Linked DNA regions of Homo sapiens: region 2 is linked to region 1. Evidence: chromatin contacts called from ENCODE Hi-C or POLR2A ChIA-PET data. All regions are on one chromosome and are shown on one strand. The core of a region is the stretch at or near the end of the contact, and the rest is flanking DNA. Distances in the headings are between cores, read along the strand shown. Region 1 holds the start of HDHD5-AS1 (HDHD5 antisense RNA 1). Region 2 holds the start of USP18 (ubiquitin specific peptidase 18).

Region 1 (7,795 bases), core at 1,703-4,202:
CCCATCTCTACCAAAGATACAAAAAATTAGCCGGGCGTGGTGGTGCACACCTGTAATTTTTTTTAATAGAAAAAAGCTGCCTGTAATCCCAGCATGTTGCAAGGCCAAGGAGGGCAGATCACGAGGTTAGGAGATCGAGACCATCTTGGCTAACACAGTGAAACCCCATCTCTACTAAAAATCCAAAAAATTAGCCAGGCGTGGTGGCAGGCACCTATACTCCCAGTTACTCCGGAGGCTGAGGCAGGAGAATGATGTGAACCCAGGAGGCAGAGCTTGCAGTGAGCCGAGACCACGCCACTCCACTCCAGCCTGGGCAACAGAGCGAGCGAGACTCCGTCTCAAAAAAAAAAAAAAAGCTGGCTGGGCACGGTGGCTCATGCTTCTAATCCCAATACTTTGGGAAACCAAGGCAGGCGGATCATGAGGTCAGGAGTTCGAGACCAGCCTGGCCAACACAGTGAAACCCCGTCTCTACTAAAAATACAAAAATTAGCTGGGCGTGGTGGCAGGCGCCTGTAATCCCACGTACTTGGGAGGCTGAGGCAGGCGAATCACTTGAACCTGGGAGGCAGAGGTTGCAGTGGACCGAGATGGCGCCACTGCACTCCAGCCCGGGCAACAGAGCTAGACACCGTCTCACACACATACACACACACACACACACACACACACACAAAAGAAAAAAGCTATGGAACAATGATATAAATGAAGATATATTTAGTACAGCTGTACAATGTGTTGTGTTTTAAACTAAGTGCTATTACAAAAGAGTAAAAAATTTTAAAAATTAAAAACTTGGTAAAGCAAGAAAGTTAAACTAAGGTTAATTTTCTTTTTTTTTTTTTTTGATAAGAGTCAGGATCTGTTGCCCGGGCTGGAGTGCAATGGCCCGATCTCCGCTCACCGCAACCTCCCTCCCAGGTTCAAGGGCTTCTCCTGCCTCAGCCTCCCGAGTAGCTGGGATTACAAGTAATAGATCCATTACATAGATGGGGAAACTGAGCTTGGAAAGCTATGTAAATTGCCTTAAGTGAAGCCGCTAACAGACTGCACAGGATTCAATTCTAAAGCTCGTGCTCAAACTCTGTCATCCTGCATTCTTCTTTTTCTGCTCTACCGGAAGAGTCACTTGGAGACATTTCGGGACTCTGCAGAGATGCTAGAGCCAATACAACAGTTATAAATAAGGGCGATATTTCCTTATATTTATATCCTGACAGTTTGTAAGTCCTTTTATCAACATATTCTAATTTCAAACTTCCACCTTGGTCACGTCTAGCTATGTGACACTGGCCAAGTCACTCAGCTGCTTTGAACCTTAGCTGCTCCATATTTAAAAATCATAAAAATAATACAGCTGTTAAGAGCTTAGACTCTGGCACCAGACTACCTGAGTTCCAGATTCTGCCACTTACCAGCTGTGTGCCCTTGGGTAAGCTGCTTAACCTCTCTGTGCCTCTGCTCCATCTATAAAATGGGAAGACTAATAATAGTACTTTCCTCGGAGTTGTTATAAAGATTATACGAATAACTGTGAAGTACTTAGAATAGTGCCTGGCACAAAGTAAGCACTATGTGTTTTTTTCATGCAAGTAATTTGGCCGGGTGCACTGGCTCATGCCTGTAATCTCACCACTCTGGGAGGCCAAGATGTGAGGATCATCTGAGGTCAAAAGTTCGAGACCAGCCTGGCCAACATGGTGAAACCCTGTCTCTACTAAAAATACAAAAATTAGCCGGATGTGGTGGCGGGTGCCTGTAATCCCAGCTACTCGGGAGGCTGAGACAGAAGAATCGCTTGAACCCGGGAGGCGGAGGTTGCAGTGAGCAGAGATTGCGCCACTGCACTCCAACCTGGTGACAGAGATGCCGTCTAAAAAAAAAAAATGCAAGGATTACTGTGAAATCCGTATGTTAATGTAAAATATTACTTGTGCGTTTAGAAGACAAAGTGATTCCTTTTTCCAGAAAAGGCAAAACGGCCCAAGGGAGCGTGAGAGCCGTGGATCTGACCAACCTGGTTTAGTGTCCTGTGCCGTCTCCCAGCTGCAGGACCTGAGAAAACGTACTTGAAAACTCGTCAAGCTTCGGCTTCCTGACCACACAAGGTCACACCTTCTCAGAAGTTGCGGGGAGGCTCACACATCACTACCGCGCCGGGCACACAGCAGGCGCCGGCTCCAGCCCTCCTGCTCCCGCCCGCGGAGCCTCCAGCGCTCAGTCGAGGTCACAGCGAGCTGAACTGAACCCAAGGCCCGCACCAAACCCACAGGCACTTGGGGGCGGAGCACCCGCAGGCGCGGCTCCCGGCGCGCGGCCCAGTTTCCTCCACATGCAGATGAAAATCACGACCCAAACGTCCTCATGGTGGAAATCAGAAGACGCGCAGGGAAAACAGGGACGCGGAAACTGCCGGGAAGCGCAGGGGCTGACAAGCAGCCTGGCCCAGGCCGTCCCACGAGCGCTCTCCCGCGGGAGTAGCGTTTCCGAGGCCGCCAGCGAGTCAGAGGAAGGCAGGGCGCATCCGCCCTCCAGCAAGAACGCGATGCACTCGGGCGCGACGACGGTCCAGGCAGTTCCCAGGAGGCTGGGATACCAGCCCGGCCGCCCCTCCTTCCCCGCGGCTCCCCGCCCCGCCTCCGGCCCTGAGTGGCGAGTGGCTCGGCCAGAACCCGGACGTCCTCACCTGAGCGGGGCCCACAGCATAGCACCTGCGGGCGGGGCGGCCCTGGAGCCCCGCAGCCGCGCGCGCCGCCCGCCAGCAAAGCCCACGCGCCGCGCCGAGCGCAGCCACACAGCCCCACGCAGCCATCCGGCCGTCGCCGTGCGCACGTGCACGGCGTGCGGCCCCCCCCCCCCGCGAGTCCGTCCGCTGCACAGCCAATCAGCGGTCGGCGCGCGCGGCATCACGGGAGTTGTAGTCCTGTAAGCGCGCGGAGCCCGTCGGGCGCCTATGGAACTCGACCCGCAGGCCAAAGGGGCTCCGTTGCAAGGAAGAAGTGCGGGGTCCCGCCGCCTCCTAGACCGAGATCGCGGTGAGCTGGCCGCGGCGCACAATGGGCACGGCCTGGGCGGCGGCGTCCGTACTATCGCCCTGTGCCTGCGGATCCCGGTAACATTGCGCGGCAGGCCCCAGGCCGGCCTCCCTCAGCTTCGCGGACTGTCTGGGCCGGGGGTCTCAACCTTGACTTCAGGGCCGGGCCGCTGGGGCAGACCCTTAGTGATGTTCAGGTCCTCTGGGCCCCTGCCAGTCAAGGGACGCTCGTCGCGCGCCAATTGTTAAGTCTTTCATTGTTTCTGTAAACCTGCTGACGCCCTCCCAGCGCATAGGGAGACTGCGCACGTGAGTCCGCCCCCGCGCGCACTGCGGAGAGGTAGAGGCACGAATGTAGTACAAGGTACAAAATGACTACTCCAGAGAGGGCCAGATGACTAAGTCAGCAAACACTTAGGGAACACGACTGTGTCCGCTGCGCGTTTCCCGGAGTAGACACAAGGGTGAATGAACAAAGAATGGATTTCGGTCACTGAAAGTGGAGAGGTAGCCGACTCCGTCCGTGGAGGCCCTTAGCAGAGCTGGATCTGGTAGTCCCCCGGTCATGAGGGGAGATTCTGCTGGAGGAAAGAGGTCTCCATTCCCACCGTTTGAAATGTGTAGGATGCCCTCAGATTCTTTGGCCCATTCATAGGTATAGCTATGCTAAAAACGCGGGACCCTACAATGTACTTAGCACTAGCAGAGAGGGAGTCGAGGATATGGACAGAGACTGCACTAGCTCACACATTAGCAGGCCAGGGTGCGGTGGCTCACCCCTGTAATCCCAGAACTTTGGAAGGTCAAGGTGGGAGGAAAACTTGAGTCCAGGAGTTCCAGACCAGCCTGGGCAACATAGGGAGACCCCTTCTCTATTTTAAAAATAATAAAATAGGGCCGGGTGCGGTGGCTCACACCTGTAATCCCAGCACTTTGGGAGACTGAGGCGAGTGGATCAGGAGGTCAGGGGTTCAAGACCACCTAGCCAAGATGGTGAAACCCCGTCTCTGCTGAAAACTGCAAAAATTAGCCAGGCGCGGTGGCAGGCGCCTCAAGTCCCAGCTACTCGGGAGGCTGAGGCAGGAGAATCGCTTGAACCCAGGCAGCAGAAGTTGCAGTGAGCCGAGATTGCGCCAATGCACTCCAGCCTGGGTGACGGAGTGAGACTCCGTCTTGAAAAAAAAAAAAATAATAATAATAATAATAAAATGAAGAAGTAGTTAGCGGTGTCCTTTGGTCCTCAGCTTTGAAGGGCAAGATCTTAATTCAGTTCAACTACAGCTAATCAGAATTTGGAAGACTAATTCAAGTCAGTCAAACTCACAATAGCCCGACACTTAAACCCTGCCAGGGGACATAGCTCTCTAGGATTGCAATGTTCCTAATCCCTTCCTTCTATTAAACTACCTAGAAACTGATTTAGTCATTAGAAATTTCTTGGTATGATGGCTTTTAAACATGCCCACAGTTTTTTTTGACAATCGGCTCCTCAAAAGCATAGCCAGGCGCGGTGGCTCACACCTGTAATCCCAGCACTTTGGGAGGCCAAGTCAGGCGGATCATCTGAGATCAGGAGTTCAAGACCAGCCTGGCCAACATGGCGAAACCCGTCTCTACTAAAAATACAAAAATTAGCTCGTCATGCACCTGTAATCCCAGCTACTTGGGAAGCTGAGGCAGGAGAATCGCTTGAACCTGGGAGGTGGAGGTTGCAGTGAGCTGAGAGCGTGCCACTGTACTCGAGCCTGGGCAACAGAGTGAGACTCTATCTCAAAAAAAAAAAAAAAAGAAAGAAGAAAAAAAGGCCGGTCACAGTGGCTCATGCCTGTAATCCCAGCACTTTGGGAGGCCGAGGTAGGTGGATCATCTGAGGTCAGGAGTTCGTGACCAGCCTGGCCAACATGGTGAAACTCTGTCTCTACTAAAAATACAAAAATTAGCCAGGCATGGTGGTGTGTGCCTGTAATCCCAGCTACTTGGGAGGCTGAGGCAGGAGAATCACTTGAACCTGGGAAGCAGAGGTTGCAGAGAGCTGAGCTGAGATTGAGCCACTGCACTCCAGCCTGAGCGACAGAGCGGAACTATGTCTCCAAAAAAAAAAAAAGCTGGAGTTGGGTGGGTATGGTGGTTCATGCCTGTAATCCCAACACTTGGGAAGCCGAGGCAGGTGGATCACTTGAGTCCAGGAATGCCAGACCAGCCTGGGCAACGTGACAAAACCTTGTCTCCACAAAATATATATATAAAAAAAAAATTAGCCAGGCATAGTGACACACACCTGTAGTCCCAGCTATTCTAGGAGGCTAAGGTGGGAGGATCGCTTGAGCTCAGGAGGCAGAGGTTGCAGTGAGCCAAGATTGTGCCACTACAGCCTGAGCAACAGAGTGAGACTCTGTCTCAAAAAAAAAAAAAGAAAAAAAAAAAACCTGGAGTCTAATTCTAATTCCCCTCCCATTGAGTGTGGGCTGGACTTCACTGACTTTTTAATAAATAACATGGGACAGAAGTGAGTGTAGTTGATTTCCAAGGCTAGGTCATAAAAGATACTGTGACTTCCACCTTGCCCTCATTTAGATAACTCATTCTAGGAAAGCTAGACGCATAGTAGAGTTGTCATGTGGTGAGGCCATTCAAGCAGCCCTATAGAAAGGCCCACATGGTGAGGATCTGAGGCATCCTACCAGTAGTCAGGAGAGAGAATCTTCTTGGAGGTGGAGCTTCCATTCCTGGCGGAACCCTTGACCAAAACCTCATGAACCACCCTGAGGCAAAACCACCCAGCTAAGTCACTCCTGAATTCCTAACCCTCAGAAACAGGGAGATACTGAAGGTTTGTTGTTTTAAGTCATTACACTTTGGGATAATTCGTTATACAGCAAAAGATAACTAATATTCTTGGTGATCAGGACTGTGTCATACTTAGTGTTATTAATCTTCAGGAGTTTCAGCCTAAGTCAGCAGTGTTCCCCACATGGGCCTGCCTTGCTTTCATTCTTCCTCCATTGTGGACTGAATGCCATAAGACCATTCCAGCCCATCCAAAGCAGGAACCAGAAATGGGCTGGGTTTTGCTGTTGTTTTAGTTGGTTTGGTTTGTTTGTCTGTTTGTTTCGGGGAAAGATGACAGAAGGTGCACTGTGGGAGATTCCAACATGATTATTGAATCAAAGACTGTGTGTGTACGTGATAAGTCTTTATTAGATTCTCTGGGTTCATAAGCCAGTAAAAGGTAAGAACCATCCTCTAAGGAGAAATCTCACAGCTAAGGCTTGCCATGTTAAAGAGTTTGCACTTCCAGGAACAAGGGCACTCACGTCTACCCTGTGCTATTCTAGGTGTCTTCCCATCCTGCCGGATGCACGGAGCACATATTCTGCCACCCCTAGCTCTATCCTTTGGGCAGTGCTGAATAAACACTAACAAACTCAGGCTCTGTGGCTGACATTGTAAGCAGAACCCCTGCCCTGCTGTTGCTTAACGCATCTTTATTTTGATTCCCAGTCATGTTACGACACAATCACATTAAGATGTTCTTTCGTATTCAGGTTCAGAATATTTGCTCTGCTCACTTGATTGAATTTGGAGACTTCCCAAATCTTTATATGAGCACGTCTTCTGAGTTTATCCAGATTATGTTTTGTACCGTCTGTTGTACAAATGGACCGTGGATGTTAATTAGAAGGGCCTCGCCAGTCTTCAATCACATGTTACTCGTGGGGTTTGTTAAATCAGCTTTTGTCTCAGAGAGGGCTTCGGTGCTTGGATTACACTATATTTGGAATTTGTAGCCTTCTATGCGCTGACTTGCCCCACCTTGCTACCTGGCTTCAGAGGTCCAGGATTCTCTAACTTGAGCATCCATCAGAATCACCTGGAGGTCTCCTAAAAACCCAGATTGATGGCGCTCCCTTTGGAGTTTGGATGTGCATATCTGATCAGCTCCCCAGGATGCTCATGCTGCTGACCCACTTTAGGAAGCTCTCCTTTAGGAGTTAGCATGTCTCTGAGCAGACGCTGGACCAGTATGTTCTGGAGACCATACACTTCCCATCCCAGAACAGATGCTGCTCCCTGTTCTCTATCCCCAGCCCCCAGCCACACCTATATGACCACAGTTCTGTTCAACTGGTGCCCCAGCACTGATATCTGTGGGCCCTGCTCATCTCAAGTGAGCCACATTTTTCTCCCAGGCCTGCCTTGCTTTCGGTCATCCTCAGTTGTGGCCCAAACCCCATAAAACAGCAGCCATTCCTGGCAGGAATCCGAGGTGAGCCAGTTCTTTTCAGGAAAGGTAGCAGAACAGAAGATACACTGTGGGAAGTTCCGGCCTCACACGTGTACAAGCTCGATGCCCTGGACTCTAAGCTGCTTGAGGGCAGTGTCTCTCTGATTCACCTGTCTCCCTCACAGTCCTGTCATGCAGGATGCCTTGCACATGATGGGTGCTCAGTTTACATTAATAGGCAGGTGAGGCCAGGCACGGTGGCCTGTAATCCCAGCACTTTGGGAGGTGGAGGCGGGCAGATCACCTGAGGTCAGGAGTTCGAGACCAGCCTGGCCAACAAGGTGAAACCACGTCTCTACTAAAAATCCGAAAATTAGCTGGGCATGGTGGCACGCATCTGTAATCCCAGCTACTCGGTAGTCCGAGGCTGGGGAATCGCTTGAATCCGGGAGATGGAGGTTGCAGTGAGCTGAGACCGTGCCACTGCACTCCAGCCTAGGCGACAGAGTGAGACTCCATCTCAGAAAAAAAAA
Region 2 (7,795 bases), core at 3,296-5,795, 990 kb after region 1:
TCACCCGTTGTGCCAATATTGTCCTTTACAGCCAAAGGATCCAGTTGGGGATCTCCTGTTCATCTATGACCTCTTTGGTCTCTGCCAGTCTGGAGCCGTTCCTCAAAGCTGTCTTTGATTTTCATGAATCGTTTGAAGATGGCAGACCAGCTGATCTGCAGAATGCCCCTCGATTTGGGTTGGCCAGGACCCGCGTCCTGGCGAAGGGGTTCCGGTTACTGACCTTCGATGGGAACAGCACAGAAGTGATACCGCGCTGGCTCCACTCTGTCCTCTGGTGGCACGCAATTCCAGTGTTCCCCGCACTGATGACTTTCTTGTACCGAATATTTACATTAATTACATTCTTTATAGTTATAATGTAATATTACATATGAGACCATGGGGTTCATCTGATTAGGTCTGCCCAATTTAGCCTGCCCTGCTTGCTTTGGGTCACTTGCTTTTGTTATTTTTTTTCTGTGAAGCTGAAGGCCGCGCCACTGAGCGCTGTAACTTAACCTTGCCGGCTTCCTTACAGATAACATGTATGTCACTACTGTCATGATCGTTCAAATTGTTTTTCAGGAACTTGGGGCAGCTCCTGCCTAGTTCAAACCAGTTGAGACCGTGAGCTTTCAAGTAGGCTTGTGCAAACAAAAGAAGTGGCCTTTTGACATCAGAGGCCCCAAGCGACACCCTCAGATCACGCTAAGGCTGTCATTTTTTGAACATGTGCCCTGTGAAGTGCCACGAACCCTGACTATGCTTGCAGTGGTCACCGACTGCCTCATTTTCCCCCACTGCCAATCACCTTTGCCCATACCTTACACCACCCTGCTTCTCTCACCGGTAAATATCCCTAAGACTTATCTTTGGGGAGGAAGATTTGAGAGCTGTTCTCCTGCCTCCTCACTGGGCTGCCTTGCGAATAAATCTTTTCTCTTTTACAAAACCTGTCACAGTGATGGATTTATGGCATGCGGGCAGAATGAACCTGTATCACATGTATGTAATAATGGTAATTAATAATATGTATTTTGTGGGAGAGTACTTTGAAACTGTGTAAATATCCTGTTTCTCATCAAACTTTTAATTTATTCAGTATCTACTTTTATTGGTATGAAGTGTGGCTTCCCATTTTATTTAACAGGTCGAAATGTTACTATCATCATTTCAGGCCAGGCGCGGTGGCTCATGCCTGTAATCCCAGCACTTTGGGAGGCCGAGGCAGGAGGATCACAAGGTCAGGAGATCGAGACCATCCTGGCTAACACGGTGAAACCCCGTCTCTACTAAAAATACAAAAAATTAGCTGGGCGTGGTGGCGGGTGCCTGTAGTCCCAGCTACTCGGGAGGCTGAGGCAGGAGAATGGTGTGAACCCAGGAGGCGGAGCTTGCAGTGAGCCAAGATAGTGCCACTGCACTCCAGCCTGGGCAACAGAGCGAGACTCCGTCTCAAAAACAAAAACAAAACAAAACAAATCATCATTTCTTTTAATGCTCAAGTTGTTCCAAATTTGGCCAGTGGGAGCATGGTCTTGGAGCTGGCTTCTGCATCGTTTTGAAACATCCCCATCATTCTTGGAGCATTCCCTTACTTGCTGGCAGAACAAGATGTCCTAGGCTCATCTTGTACTTTCTCTGCCTTAACCCCAGAAACAGCCATTTCTCCAAGCAACATTGGTTCCTTTTACTAGAGAATGGGAATTAGAAACCAAGATCTGGGTGCAAGATGTACTGTTGGGGTGTCACTGTTCCCAGGCCCCCTACAGACCAAGTCAGGGGATGTATGCATGTATACACATGTTTACCTCCACATGTACTTCTTTTTTTTTTTTTTTTTTTTTTTTTTTTTGGATAGGGGATCTCGCTGTGTCGCCAGGCTGGAGTGCAATGATGCAATCTTGGCTCACTGCAACCTCTGCCTCCCGGGTTCAAATGATTATCCTGCCTCAGCCTTCCGAGTAGCTGGGACTACAGGCGTGTGCCACCACACCCAGCTAATTTTTTGTATTTTTAGTAAAGACGGGGTTTCACCGTGTTAGCCACGGTGGTCTCAATCTCCTGACCTCGTGATCCACCCGCCTTGTACTTCTTTATCTATCTGTGTATACATACTGAAAATCATGGATCCACACTGCTAAGTCCAATTCCAGTTCAACACTAGTGGGCTCATTCTCCCTTTCCTTATTTGTAACTCCTATCTCTGAGAGTTTCAACTCTGGCTCCAATTATCCTTAATACATTCAGTTACCTGGTCATCCCCCTGTATGTAACTAATCTGTCATCTCCACCAGCACCCTGCCCTCCCTGGACACCACACACTGGGCCACTCCAATACCGGGATGTGCCACATCTTCAAATTGCTTGGGCTGTGACCCTGGGCCGGGCTGCACCAGCACCCATTTGTGTCTGACATTGTGCTGGGCAGCCCCACTGTGCTGCCACCCTCCTCAACCTGCTCCAGTCCAGCACCCTGCTTGGGCCACTGTGGAACATACTACACAAACGCCCACTTTGCTTGACACACCTGATGGCCTTAGCACGGAATTGTTCAGGAGGGTACCATGAAGGACGGAAGGAAGAGCCCCATAGAAGTGTAATGGATCCTTACATTATATAGTCCAGCCTCCAACCCAAGGTTCACCCTTGTCCATTCTGCACTGGGGCAGCAACACCAATTACTTTGCTCCACCGACCTACCAAGATTCAGATAGAATCATTGGATTGACTATTAATAGTTTTCTGCTGATAGTTGCTGCAAGCAACTGCAGCTTGCTCCTTAGCCTTCTACTGACTTGCTGTATTTAGCATATTTTATCAAATTTTGCAACCTCCTCTCCTCATTGCCCTCACTTGAGTTTTTGAGGTTCCTGTTTGTGGACAAGACTTACCAGATGTATGAAGCTGGTTATATAACTGATTGGTCAGCAAATATAATGAGGACGGACCCTGCGCCCACCACCGTGTACCTGTGTAAACACCATACTGCGCAAAGTCCACCAGCCTTCCAGGGAGAACATGCTGCACTGTGGGCGACACTGCCTCCGTTCCAGCAGCAATGTAAGCGGAGTCTGGGCTGACGATGGACGTGTGGATAGCCTGTATGTGTATATCTGTGCTCATGCTTCTAACACACATCCACCCTATTATGGACACGTTTATACATCTTCATGCCATGGTATTTTGTACCTTACTGCAGACCCTACCAACGCTTCAGTGAGGTTCTGGCAGCTTTGGGTTTTTGGAGGCTATTTGTCTGTTGCTGCGGGGACGGCTTTCAGAAAGAATGATCGCTTTGGGGGAATTGTACCCTGCTTTCCTGCGCAAATTCCAGCGGCTGGAGTTTGAGGCCCCTAGCAGATAACCCTTCTGCCCCTACCCCCATGAGTCTACATACAAGAAATACATCTCTAAAGAGGTAATAAGCCTTTCCGGTGTGCATGTTACAGATCTCTTAACCTTATATATACACAGATGGTCCATCACTTACCGTGGTTTCACTTACGATGTTTCGACTTCATGATGGGTTCACTGGGACTTGACCCCATTTTTTTTTTTTTTTTTTAGACGGAGTCTTGCTCTTGTCGATCTCTGCTCACTGCAACCTCCGCTTCTTGGGTTCAAGTTATTCTCCTGCCTCAGCCTCTTAAGTAGCTGGGATTAAGCGCCACCACGCCGAGCTAATTTTTGTACTTTTAGTAGAGATGGGGTTTCACTATGTTGGTCAGGCTGGTCTCGAACTCCTGACCTCAGGTGATCCGCCTGCCTCAGCATCCCAAAGTGCTGGGATTACAGGTGTGAGCCACCGCGCCCCCTGACCCCTTCTTAAGTGGAGAAATATCTGTATCTGCATGCCCACAGGGGAGCTCCTAATTACACCATGTGCCGCATCCAAGCCACAGGCCGGTGATGTGAAGACACCCGATCCAAGAAATACAATAGCATTAAGAAAGAAAAAATGCTGCCATGGATACTACCAAACGCCAAATGACTCTAACACGTAGGCTAATTGCAAGGACCTTAAAATCGCAAATAAAAAGGCGCCTGTAGGTCGGGCGCGGTGGCCCACACCTGTAATCCCAGCACTTTAGGAGGCGGGCGGATCACCTGAGACCAGCCTGGCCAGCATGGCGGAACCCCATCGCTACTAAAATACAAAAATTAGCCAGGAGTGGTGGCGCATGCCTGTAATCCCAGCTACTCCGGAGCCTGAGGCAGGAGAATCGCTTGAACCCAGGAGGCGGAGTTTGCAGTGAACCGAGACAGCGCAACCGCACTCCAGCCTGGACGACAGAATGAGACTCCGTCTCAAAAAAAAAAAAAAAAAAAAAAAGCGAGGGCTGGAAGTCTGGAGCAGGTGCGCGGCTGCAACGGCAGCCGCGGGAAGCTCGGGCCGGCAGGGTTTCCCCGCACGCTGGCGCCCAGCTCCCGGCGCGGAGGCCGCTGTAAGTTTCGCTTTCCATTCAGTGGAAAACGAAAGCTGGGCGGGGTGCCACGAGCGCGGGGCCAGACCAAGGCGGGCCCGGAGCGGAACTTCGGTCCCAGCTCGGTCCCCGGCTCAGTCCCGACGTGGAACTCAGCAGCGGAGGCTGGACGCTTGCATGGCGCTTGAGGCAAGTTCGGGGCTCATTTTGGAAGTTTTCTTTCTAGCACAGACATCCAACTCTGCTCCTATGCCAGTCAGATAATTAAGGAATTAAGTAATAATTGTGCTCTGCAAATTATGATAGTGATCTGTATTTACTACGTGCATATATTTTGGGCCAGTGAATTTTTTTCTAAGCTAATATAGTTATTTGGACTTTTGACATGACTTTGTGTTTAATTAAAACAAAAAAAGAAATTGCAGAAGTGTTGTAAGCTTGTAAAAAAATTCAAACAATGCAGACAAATGTGTCTCGCAGTCTTCCACTCAGTATCATTTTTGTTTGTACCTTATCAGAAATGTTTCTATGTACAAGTCTTTAAAATCATTTCGAACTTGCTTTGTCCACTGAGTATATTATGGACATCTTTTCATGGCAGGACATATAGATGTGTTAATGGCATTAAAAATAAAACAAAAAACTGATTCGGCCGGGTACGGTGGCTCACGCCTGTAATCCCAGCACTTTGGGAGATCGAGGAGGGAGGATCACCTGAGGTCAGGAGTTACAGACATGGAGAAACCCCGTCTCTACTAAAAATACAAAATTAGCCTGGCGTGGTGGCGCATGCCTGTAATCCCAGCTACTCGGGAGGCTGAGGCAGGAGAATCGCTTGAACCCGGGAGCGGAGGTTGCGGTGAGCCGAGATCGCACCGTTGCACTCCAGCCTGGGCGACAGAGCGAAACTGTCTCAAACAAACAAACAAAAAAACCTGATACATGGTATGGGAAGTACATTGTTTAAACAATGCATGGAGATTTAGGTTGTTTCCAGTTTTTACTGGCACAGATACGGCAATGAATATAATTTTATGTATACATTCATACAAATATATCGGTGGAAAATTCCTAGAAGTGGAATGGCTGGGTCAGTGGGCATTCATATTGAGAAATTGGAAGGATGTTGTCAAACTCTGCAAATCAGAGTATTTTAGTCTTAACCTCTCTTCTTCACACCCTTTTCCTTGGAAGAAAGCTAAATTTAGACTTTTAAACACAAAACTCCATTTTGAGACCCCTGAAAATCTGGGTTCAAAGTGTTTGAAAATTAAAGCAGAGGCTTTAATTTGTACTTATTTAGGTATAATTTGTACTTTAAAGTTGTTCCAGAAAACAAGGCAAATACTGAAAAGCATTTCATCTGAAGTTTCTTTCTGGTATTGAACAGAGTTGGATGGAGAGTGAATGCAGGTTACCGATGTGTTCGCAGGAACAAAACGGGAGGGAGAGTAACACAGGTGCACGGCTTCATATTGATTTATCAAAGAACTTGCTTTTGGACTGTTAAAAAATGTGTTGCACAGTTCTGACACTTTTACACAATGATGAGCTTACAAAGGGGAAAATGCTTAACATAAACATAGTTTCAAAGAAGGTAAGTCCTAGTTTTTCCACGAGCTGTTTTTTTTTTTGAGAGAGAGTAGTCCCAAAATTTCCCTATTATGTGGTTTTTCATCCAAAGTGTTGTAATCCGTGTGTTCTAACCCGCATATTACGATTACTCAAGAAATGCAAAATAGGCCGGGCGCGGTGGCTCACGCCTGTAATCCCAGCAATTTGGGAGGCCGAGGCAGGTGGATCACGAGGTCAGGAGATCAAGACCATCCTAGCTAACACGGTGCAAACCCATCTACTAAAAATAAAAAATATTAGCTGGGCGTGGCGGCAGGCGCCTGTAGTCCCAACTACTCGGGAGGCTGAGGCAGGAGAATGGCGTGAACCTGGGAGGCGGAGCTTGCAGTGAGCCAAGATCCGGCCACTGCACTCCAGCCTGGGCGACAGAGGGAGACTCCGTCTCAAAAATAAAAATAAAAATAAAAAAAGAAAAAAGAAATGCAAAATAATGTGAACACGTCATCGAGACTGCGGTCTACAATTGTGGTTGCCATGATGGGGTGGGTCGGAAGACACCGAGGCTGCTTGAATCATGTTCCTGGCAGGTTAATTTTGTTCCTTTTAGGGCATCTAAATGTTGGAGTTGGCTTTCCTGGCAGAGAGTCCAGTTGTGAGTGGAGTATTGGGTGGAGGCCCCACCCTCCCCAGGTTTTCTGCAGCTTGTTCCTGGCTCTTCTGGGGCTTCTCTGAGGACCCCGATTGGTCCTGGGGCTTCTTTAGTGGTGGGCCTGGGCCAGTTCCTTCCGTTGCTCACCTCTCCCCGAAGCTTAAGGATAACATTTCGGGAAGATCATGAGAGAACGTGAACCAAAAAAAAAAAAAAAAATTCAGGTAGGGTGGGAGCTAAGTTAGTTTAGTATTTGGGATTTTTGTTTTGTTTTGTTTGAGACAGAGTCTCAAACAAAGACCCCGCGCCTGGCCTGGGGGTCTTTTTTTGAGTCAGCAGTTGAGTTTGAAAATCCCCTTCCTTGGAATCCGCCCAGGCTGTTTTCTCTGGTGGATGCTTATTGCCCCTGCTAACTTCAGCTGCGGTCTCTCTGCTCGCCTTGCCCTCCCCATCCTCCTTAGACCTTTTAAGCTTCACTTTCCTTTCCTTGCTGCCCCGCCTCCCTGTCTCCCCAGTGTGATCTACCCTGAAAGGCTGCTGTATTTTGTTTCCCTTTGGGACCGAGCCTGCTCAAATGATCTGCTCCATGAGGTTTTACTGCTATATCCTACTGAAGTATCTGGGAGGTCTTGGCGGAGAAGAGGACAACATCTTGGAAAATGCAGCCTGGAACCTCTCTGCTCTCTTTCATCAGCTTTCCCTCAATGATGAGCTCAAAATCCTCTTTCTTGCTGATGGAATTGTCTGCTGTCATCATTTCAGTTGAGTCCTCCTAGGCTGGGCCTTGTAAGAAGAACAACTGTTTATAACTATTGAAAGTCAATATTTACTAAGAAAAAGAGGTTGTTGTTATCTGAGCCATCCAACATGAATTTAAGAATATATTCCAGGCTGGGCGCGGTGGCTCATGCCTGTAATCCCAGCACTTTGGGAGGCCGAGATGGGTGGATCACCTGAGGTCAGGAGTTCAAGACCAGCCTGGCCAACATGGTGAAACCCCGTCTCTACTAAAAATACAAAAATTAGCCATGCGTGGTGGCACATGCCTGTAGTTCCAACTATTTGGGACACTAAGGCAGGGGAAGTGCTTGAACTCGGGAGGCAGAGGTTGCAGTGAGCTGAGATTGTACCACTGCACTCCAGCCTGGGTAAAAAGAGTGAA

What was found. Hi-C counts contacts between places; a loop is a spot of excess contacts on that map. ChIA-PET counts read pairs that join two places held with the same protein, here RNA polymerase II (POLR2A). Pooled maps may share reads with other maps.
Region 2: a loop to region 1 is called in a pooled map, with 4 times the contacts of the local background. The contact joins the promoter of USP18 here to the promoter of HDHD5-AS1 in region 1. A Hi-C loop is called at or near these places in 6 of 50 pooled maps. POLR2A ChIA-PET finds 5 or more read pairs at or near these places in 4 of 52 experiments (PC-3, WTC11, activated naive CD4-positive, alpha-beta T cell and 1 more).

What each region holds. Positions count from the first base shown.
Region 1 is chr22:17,156,437-17,164,231 of GRCh38, forward strand. HDHD5-AS1 (HDHD5 antisense RNA 1) reads left to right here and starts at 2,953. Exons shown (of 2, transcript NR_024483.1): 1 at 2,953-3,401. HDHD5 (haloacid dehalogenase like hydrolase domain containing 5) reads right to left here and starts at 2,841. Exons shown (of 8, transcript NM_033070.3): 1 at 2,690-2,841. The coding sequence starts at 2,815. RefSeq lists a silencer at 2,523-2,852.
Region 2 is chr22:18,145,625-18,153,419 of GRCh38, forward strand. It overlaps USP18 (ubiquitin specific peptidase 18), which reads left to right and starts at 4,546. Exons shown (of 11, transcript NM_017414.4): 1 at 4,546-4,598. LOC124905076 (a long non-coding RNA gene) reads right to left here and starts at 3,590. Exons shown (of 2, transcript XR_007067999.1): 1 at 3,476-3,590; 2 at 1-316. RefSeq lists enhancers at 4,287-4,606, 6,966-7,215.